Linked DNA regions of Homo sapiens: region 2 is linked to region 1. A link is a contact called in ENCODE Hi-C or POLR2A ChIA-PET data. All regions are on one chromosome and are shown on one strand. The core of a region is the stretch at or near the end of the contact, and the rest is flanking DNA. Distances in the headings are between cores, read along the strand shown. Region 1 holds the start of FHIP1A (FHF complex subunit HOOK interacting protein 1A). Region 2 overlaps FHIP1A (FHF complex subunit HOOK interacting protein 1A).

The links. A loop is a pair of places that touch in the nucleus more often than their neighbours do. ChIA-PET counts read pairs that join two places held with the same protein, here RNA polymerase II (POLR2A). Pooled maps may share reads with other maps.
Region 2: a loop to region 1 is called in a map of PC-9, with 5 times the contacts of the local background. The contact joins the enhancer-like site here to the promoter of FHIP1A in region 1. A Hi-C loop is called at or near these places in 4 of 168 maps with a recorded cell type or tissue (Caco-2, PC-9, gastrocnemius medialis and 1 more) and 3 of 50 pooled maps. POLR2A ChIA-PET finds 5 or more read pairs at or near these places in 11 of 52 experiments (H1, HEK293T, MCF 10A and 7 more).

What each region holds. Positions count from the first base shown.
Region 1 is chr4:151,406,888-151,411,062 of GRCh38, forward strand. It overlaps FHIP1A (FHF complex subunit HOOK interacting protein 1A), which reads left to right and starts at 2,289. Exons shown (of 14, transcript NM_001109977.3): 1 at 2,289-2,578. FHIP1A-DT (FHIP1A divergent transcript) reads right to left here and starts at 2,005. Exons shown (of 3, transcript NR_183963.1): 1 at 296-2,005. RefSeq lists enhancers at 719-1,028, 860-1,559, 1,560-2,259 and silencers at 1,486-1,958, 2,079-2,248.
Region 2 is chr4:151,456,100-151,460,274 of GRCh38, forward strand. The region is part of intron 2 of FHIP1A (FHF complex subunit HOOK interacting protein 1A); the gene reads left to right. Among named protein-coding and RNA genes, the nearest start is that of FHIP1A, 49 kb to the left of the region's middle. Within about 2 kb of position 2,237, at least 3 of the 41 ENCODE cell types and tissues checked have a DNase peak (open chromatin) inside an H3K27ac peak, as active enhancers do; they include PC-9, where a contact is called at or near this core.

The sequences.
Region 1 (4,175 bases), core at 1,039-3,538:
ATCCCTAACCTCCCTCAAGTCGTTCCTCAAATGTTACCTCCTCCAGAAGCTTTCCTTGATCATCACCCCTCTCCGAACATAGCACCCCTCATACTTTCTATGTACCCTCTCTGCTTAATTTTTATCCACAGCATTTCTTTCTTTCTTTCAAAACAGGGTCTCACTCTGTCACCCAGGCTGGAATGCAGTGGGCTCAAGTGATCCTCCCACCTCAGCCTCCTGGATAGCTAGGACTACAGGTGCACGCCACCATGCCTGGCTAATTTTTAAACTTTTTGTAGATAGGGGGTCTTACTATGTTGCCCAGGTTGGGTCTCCAACTTCTGGCCTCAAGTGATCCTCCTCCTTTGGCCTCCCAAACTGCGGGATTACAGGCATGAGACAGCACTCCTAGCCTCTCCATAGCATTTCTAATCATACAGCAGTCCATATATTGTCCTTATACATTTACCATCTGTCTTTCCCACGTGGAAGAGGTAAGCTCCACGAGGGCTGGAATTGTTGTTTGTGCTCTCTGCTGTGTCCTCAACCCCTAGAAGCGTGCCTAGCATGCAAAAGGCACTCAGTATATATTTGTTGAGTAAATGAATGCTTCCCCCACCTTCCAACTGTTAGAGCAGGCCAAGGGGACCTGTTGTGCAGAACTTCACAGCTTTCTACTCTGAGCTCTATCTTCCTTGTTCTTCCCCAGCTTTTACTTAGGAGCCACTTCTTGACTGAGCTTGTCACAGGTGAAAGGCTGATGAATCTGGAGAGATACTTGTGGCAAGTACCCGGTGTTCCTGCAGTCATCCACAAGCGCAGCAGTGGTGGTAGACAGCTAGAGAAGAAAGTGTAAAGTTTGCATCCTCCAATTATCACGGTTGCAAGACAGAACTTGAAACTAGATACACCTGATTTTGGTTATCTCTGGATGCCATTCACCGAGAATGAAGGGAAGAAGATACTTCCTCCAAAGGAGAATCTGATGAGGCGCCAGCAGGCTGCTGCTGCGGTGGAAACTGCCACATCCGCTTTTGCAAACTGGTGTGGCCCCAGCTGCTTGGACTGAGGCTCAACGCAGGTTTCAGCCACTTCAACCACAGGGCTACGAACATGCCAAGAGAGCCACTAACCAAGTTTCTCATTCCTCCTCTGAGATTTAAAGTCCATCACTTCGCGACTCAAACACGCAAGAGGCGTGGGAGACGGAGGAATGGGGAAGCGAGGCGGCGCTGCCCACCTTGGCAATGGCACAGCCGCGGTCTCTGATGCAAAGGCAGGCGGCCGCGCAGGGCCGGGCCTGGGTGGGAAGGCTGGGCTCTGGGAAGGATGTCGGGGCACCCGGCAGTGCCCAAAGCCACCATCTCAAGCGTGATAGTGGGAAAATGGATGCTGCACCTGCTCTCTCATCTTGCGGGGAATCGTGATTTGGGGAAGTTTCACCTTTGTTGCAGAACTGCCCACATTAGAGCCTTCATTTCTTGGGAAGGGGTTGGCGGGAGTTGCCAGTGAAATGTGTGACACACACACGCGCCACATACTCCCCAAACCCACAGACGACTCCAGTAACGCTCTAGTTACCCTTAAAAAGTAAAACAGAACAAATCAGCAGGCCCCCTCCCTCCATCCTGGCACTTCATTAATGTCGGCCAAGGCCACATTTCCCCTGCCCACTGCAGGGAGTCTGTCAGGAGAACAACAGGCGAACGTTTGCCTCACTTGACTCAGCTCTCTTGGGGCGGTATCAGCATTTTAAAATTCACACCTAAAGGAAGGAGTCAGCAAAGGAAAGCAGAGCTGGGCCGGGGCGCCGGTGGCCGCCGTCAAACCTTTGGGAAGCAAGAAATCCGAAACGCCCGTGACGTGCGGCGTTGTCCGACTCCTTCCACTAGGCAGAACCCGAGAGACGAGCCTTTGGCGGGACGGTGAACGATTGTGCTGTGTACGGCGGTGTGCGTGCGTGAGTAAAGAGTGTGTAGCTCCGGCCAAACGCTAGCCCCCAAGGGCGCGAGTGCTACACTGCGCCCAGCTCAAGTTTCTGTGGAAACTTTCCCTCAGAGGCTCCTCCTCCTTCACCTTGGAAACCGGCGCGGGCCGTGCGGCGCGGCACTGCCTAAGTCCCCGGCGCACCTGGCGGCGGCGTGTCCCAGCGGCAGAGGCGGGGCCGGCGGCGGCGGGGGCGGGGCCGGGGCGCGCTCCCCGAGGCCTCCAGGCAGGTTGGGCCCCACCCCCGCCCCTGCCCCGCCCCGGCCCCCGCCCCCGCCCCCGCCCCCCCCGCGCTCACTAGGGAGAGGCTGGGGGGAGGCAGTGACCCACGCGCCTCAGCCCGCGGCTGACGCACCTTCGAAAAGTTGCGCTCCGACCTTCTCACGACCTACATTCTTCCCGGGCACTCCTGAGTTTGAGCCGGGCCTGGAGGACCTGGGCCAAGACTTTCGAGCGGCGGCCGCCCGAGGTGCGAGGAGCCAGCCCGGCTTTCCTCACTGGGTCCCGCGCAGGCGTCCCCGGGACCGCAGAGCAAACTTTCTGGACTATCTGAGGACACTTGTCCAGCGAGCCCCACTGCTCGGGGAGGAGGAGCCACGGCCGGGGACAGGTAGGTGCTGTGCTGGCCGGAGATTTGCGCTTGAGGGATTCTTTTATTTTAGAGGGTTGAAGGAGGAGGGAGAGTCGAAATGTCCCTTCTCTGCATCCGCCAACTGGGCAGGGGGTGCGGGCATTGGGCTGAGGGAGCAGGCATTGGGCTGGGGGCCGGCTGGGGATGTTCCAAACGAGGTCGCTGCGTCGGGCGGGGGCGCAGGGGGGAGGAGGTGACTTCTAGGGTTTCGGGCTCCGGGACGGGGCGTAACGCGGTGACTGACCCTGGGAGAGAGAGAGCCAGCTTGTTTTGACGAAGGAATATGTCATTAGGGCCCTCCATCCCATTCCTTGGTCCCAGGGTCCTCTGGGAGGCACAGGAAAAGGCAAAGAGATGTGGAGTTCAGGTTTCCCCTGTAAATCAACTTGCTTACACAGGAGACAGAGGCGGTGCCCCTCTGAGGTTTGCAGCCCTTTCCTGGTGTAAGGACTTACTGGTTAGGTAGCTGTTGCTCAATTTCGTAAATTCTGTGATGAAACTGCGTTCAAGTCGTGGTTATTATTGATAGTGTGTATGTGTTTGTGTTTCCTCTGGCTCAACAAAGGTCCCTTGTTAACTCCGCTTCTGCTAGGGAGTGGGAAGAACTACCTTGGTGTCTTATTTCAGGCCTGGTCAGAGCGAGGTGTTGGTGCAGGCGGCGGTAGCCTTGTTGGCTTGGGACTTTGGGAATCACATGAGCAGGTCTAGTGAATTAGTGTCCCAGCCTCCTGGACCCACCCATTCACAGCAGATCTAGCTTCCACTATTCAGCAGATGCTGCAGCCCCAGCTATCCAGGGACAGGGAAACCCCCCTGAAGGGAAAGAGCCAAATGTTGAGAAGGAGAGACAGCTTTCAGGAGGAGGAGTAAACAATGCCTAACAATTGTTGCTTCCCTATAGATTGGGCTTGCTCCCTTGGCTTCTCTGGAAGGGCTGTGCTATCAAATTCATCTCATTAGGAAGTCAGCTGCTCCCTGCTAATAGTCATAGCAGCCCTGATGAAATTATATAGGTCATTGAAAAATAATTCCTGCTTAATTACCTTTATCCTGTTGATTAATGAGAGGGAAGATTTCCTCTCCTTAATGTATTATGCCTGCTTGTCAGGGTCACCTGCCTGACCTCAAGTTCACTTGTACACCTGGCACTAGGCAGGATGCTGTCCCCGAAGCTGTCCACATGTAGTGAACCACAGCTGAAGTCCACGTTTGGAGAACTTCAAAGGTCTTCTTTGGACCGAAATTGAGCAGGATATTTAGTCCATAAATTTACTCTTTAATACAGTATACTTGTTGGCTTTAGGTAACTTTTCGCATAATTAAAGGTTGATATCTTTTTAGTTCCAGTTAATCCCTTTCCGCAGAGCTCATAAGAATTATGTCCATGCCTGTCTTGAAATAAATTAAGTTTGGGGTCCTATTTATCATTTGTCCTGTAGGACAAGGAACAGGATTAAACTGTGTAGGGTGGCTGGAAAGGGGCAGAGAAACTGGACATCACTGAAGTGGATTCAGAGAGTGATTGAGAGTGGTCTAAAAATTTAGGTCCAACTGCCCAGCTACCTTTTTTCTTGGC
Region 2 (4,175 bases), core at 987-3,486, 49 kb after region 1:
AACCCACTGTAGGACTGTAAAGATATTTACCTATTACAGAGATTTATTGACATGATAAAATTAAACAACCATAACTCTCTAATTTATTAGAAAATCTCCATCACCTTCTGTCATTCCCGAAAGTCTATCCATTGAAAAGGTTCTTTTTAAAATAACATCAGCTTTCAGTACTCTAAAATGAAAACAAATGGGCTTTTTTCAAGGTTTACAAAATTTTTTCAAAATAAATGCAAAGTAAAAGACAGGGCCAGCGGGTGGTGGAAAGGACTAAGGATTTCATTGTGTGGTACAGAGCTGGAGTGCTGTGGAACTCAAGTGAGGAGAGTTGGGCATTAAACCTCTCGGAAGATGAAATGAAGGGAAAGCAAATAAGGAAAATCAGGTAGAGAGCTACTTTCTGCACATTTACTTCTGACTCCTTATGGGACTTCTTAAGGGCACTTTGGAAATGTACCCTGATCCACCAATCATGGTTACATACAGTATTGTTAAAATATATAAACATTTAAAATCTCATAATGAAAGTATAACTTTTATAGAGCAGAAGACTTAGAAAACATACACATAACACACAAAAGAAAAATAAATCATCTATAATCTGGCCACTTAGAAATAACTATTGTTATGCCCTTACTTTTTTTTCAATGTAAATGATTTTGATTGCATTTACATTGGATTCCCAGAGCAGAGGGTAAACAGATTCCATAAAAATAATGAGTTGGATTCATATGAGATTGTTGTATTGGTTATTGTGACAATAATTTTGGCCCTGTCTACCTTTTACTTTGCAGTTATTTCAAAAAATTTTTGTATAGCTTGAAAAAAACCTATTTGTTTTTATTTTACAGTATTATTGTGATTATTTTAGAGTATTTGAAAGCTAATGACATTATTTTAAAGAGGATCTTTTCAATGGATAGACTTCTGGGAATGACAGAAGGAGATTTTCTAATAAATTAGAGAGTTATAGTTGTTTAGTTTTCTCATATCAATAAATCTCTGTAATAGGTAAATATGGTCTTGTAGTGGGGCTTTTTTGGTAATTTTAACAGTTTTTTTCCCCATAAATGATGTATGTTAAGAAGGTATGTGTTTCTGAATTATTAGTTATGTCCTTTTATCATTAATGGAAAACCTGTGTGGGCTAAGTAAGAATAGAAAAATATGAAATGTCAGACAACTTAAAGTTTCTGATATGTGTGAAGCTATTAGGTGAATTTAAGCCCTTGACCACTGACAGGTGCATTTGGAACAGGAAATTGCCTGAGCAGTGGCCTTCTGCATGTAGGGAAGAGCCCTGGCCCTGGAAGTGTGCTTTCTGAATCTGAAATTATTCTATTTGGTCTATCCGTGTTGTGCCCTACCAGGAAAGGGAGAGAGGGGTTTTGTGTTTTAGAAGAACCTCACAAATTCTCCATGTTCCAGAACTTATTACTGACTGTAAAACTGCAAAGTAGAGTTTATTCCTTTTCCCTCCACCTGTCACATATATGTCTTTTGACTGATTGAGAAATCTTAACCTTTTTGGAAATTAGTGGCTCCTTTCTGTGTTTTTAAAAAAGGTGTTTTTTAGTATACTGTCTGGCTGCCCTAGTTCTATAATGTCTTTGATTTAACTCCCCTTCCGCCCCTTTTTTAGGTATCTCTGAGACCTTTTTTGGAGGGGTGGGGATCACAAACTCAGAGGCCAGGCAGGTAGTATAATATGAATATAAGTTTCTAGGGAGGAATGGTAAGAACTATGACAGACTGGAAAATACTTCTATCTCCAAAGGTAATTAAAATAAAACAAAAACAGAAATATATTTTGATGGCCAAACAGGAAATCCAGATTTGGCTTGAAGCCTACCAGTTTATGGTCCCTGTAGTGATAATGGTAGTAGAGTAGTCATGTAATGATAATGATTGTAAAAAATAGCTAACATTTATTGAGCACTTACTATGTGCCAGGCACATGTGCTATCTTATTCTGTCTTCACAGTAAAGGTAAATGTTATTATTATCCCCACCTTAGAGATGAAACTGAGGCTTAGAGAGGTTCTTTGCCCATGTCGCAGAGGTCATAAGTAGCAGAGTGAAAGCCAGGTTTGTCTAACTCAGAATCATGAGCTCTGTGATGTGTTTTGCTTTTAGGCCACAGAACTTTGAATTGCACTTGGAAGAAAATAGTCAGTGGTTAAGCTACTCAGAGTGTTGGCACCAACCAGTTTTGTGGCCTTGGGGGAAGAAGCCAGGCCTGGAAAAAGGGGCAGTGTTCTTGGTCCTATAAGGAGGAGGAAACAGCCTAGCCAGGTCTGCTGTGGTGTGAACAGGCTCTAGGAAAGTCTTCACCAGGTACTTTGGGAAGTGATTTCTTTGGTAGAGGGTAAAGAAAGTAATAGTTCCTGTGAGGTGCAGAAGATGTGTGTGGGTTTGGGGGTGGGGGTGTCTGTGCAGCATATAGGAGGGGAAAATCAGACTAAATGGAAGTTTAGTAGGAGCTTTTAATGTAGGTTTTGGCAGATTTGAGTAAGGTCTACTGGAATATTTTGTACCCTGGCTGTCCTTAACTGTGTATTTGGGAATATCTAGAACTGTAGAATAAATAACTAAAATGTATGGGGTTGACATTTAATCCAGGGCTTCTTGTTGCAGTACACTTTAAAACTGAATGGGGTTTTAGTCTGGGCGCAAGGGACTGTCTTTTGTTTGGCTTATCTTAGTCGGCTCCTACTCACACACCACAGAGTCGCTTTTCTTGGGCATAGTGGATCTCTATCAGGATCACTGGCATTTCCTGTAATATTTAGCAGAAAAAGGGTCATAGAGAAAGTATCCTCACAAACTCTTGGTTATTGAACCAACCAGCACCACCAAAATATTTGCTGTTAACATAGCACCTTTAAACGAACAAGTGACTTGTTATACCTTGTAGTTCTCAAACCTTCTCTAAGTGACTTTAACACAAGGAAATGAAAAGTAAAGCCAATCTGTTCGTATGACCAGCTGCATGTGAACATAAACCCTGGGAAACACAGTGGCCTCTGTGAGAGGGCTGCTTGCATAAACCTCACAGAGCCCTAAAGAGAATTTTTTTTTAAAGTATATATATACACACACGTGCACAAAAAGTATTACCGGAGTATATCTTGACTTTTGTTCCTGAAAAAAAGTGAATATACTACAAAAATATATAAGAAGGTAAGATTGATTGATGGAGTTTACTTTCTGCTACCTAAAGACTTTTAAATAGATACTGAAGGATAAGGAAGCAAATTTAGTTTCAAGAAACCTAATACGTCTCAAAGTGAGTACGGGTGGGACCAAAAGTCCAGCAAGAGTGGGTCTAGGGAATCCCTTCTGTTAACTGTTTCATGGTTTAAAATGATCACTTTCCTAAAAGGAACAAGAAAAACTGGTCTAGTTTGTTTTCCAAGTTGGAAGTAAATACTTATGTAAGCAGCACCTGACTTTGCAGCGTTTCCATCTGTAATATCATTTAAGAATTTGGCCAGATCTCAAGTGATTTATGTTTAGCAAACGAGATTATCTTCAGCTTCCTATTGTGGAAGAGCAAATGGTTTGGGGTTTGGTTGCTGCTTTTCAGCCTCTTTTTAATTGCTTCTTCAAGGTAGTACTGCATTAATCTTTGTTATTTACCTTCAGTGTTGGTTTGCGACAGAAGCAAGAAACCAGAACAGTGGCTGAAGCTAGAATGGCTTTAAGTGTTAATACCCTTGTTGTAGAGCTACCAAAAACAACAACTATTTATTAAGGTTGACGGAGAGAGAGCAAGAATGAGAAAGACCTTTTGCATACACTTGGAATTCAGCTTTTTGTATATATATTTTTTATCATATGACAGATGCTCTTAATTTTATGGACAAATGAAATAAAGGGAATCTTTAGATTGCTATTTTGAATGCTTATGATTGTTTATGTTTTTAAGAGTTTAATTTTCTCCCAATATAGGAAAACATTTATTTTTGAATTTGTGGCTACATATTGAAAAATAACACTTCTTTTTGATATTTGAGGATACATTATTATGGTAATGTGAATACCAACATACTGTTTATTTAAAATGTGGGTAAATTTTTAATATGTTCTACATTTAAATCAGCTTTTAGAGGCCCTGCGTTAAAGGTCTTCCTGTTATTAGGTTTAAATTTGTGTGAGAGAGGTAAACATTTTAG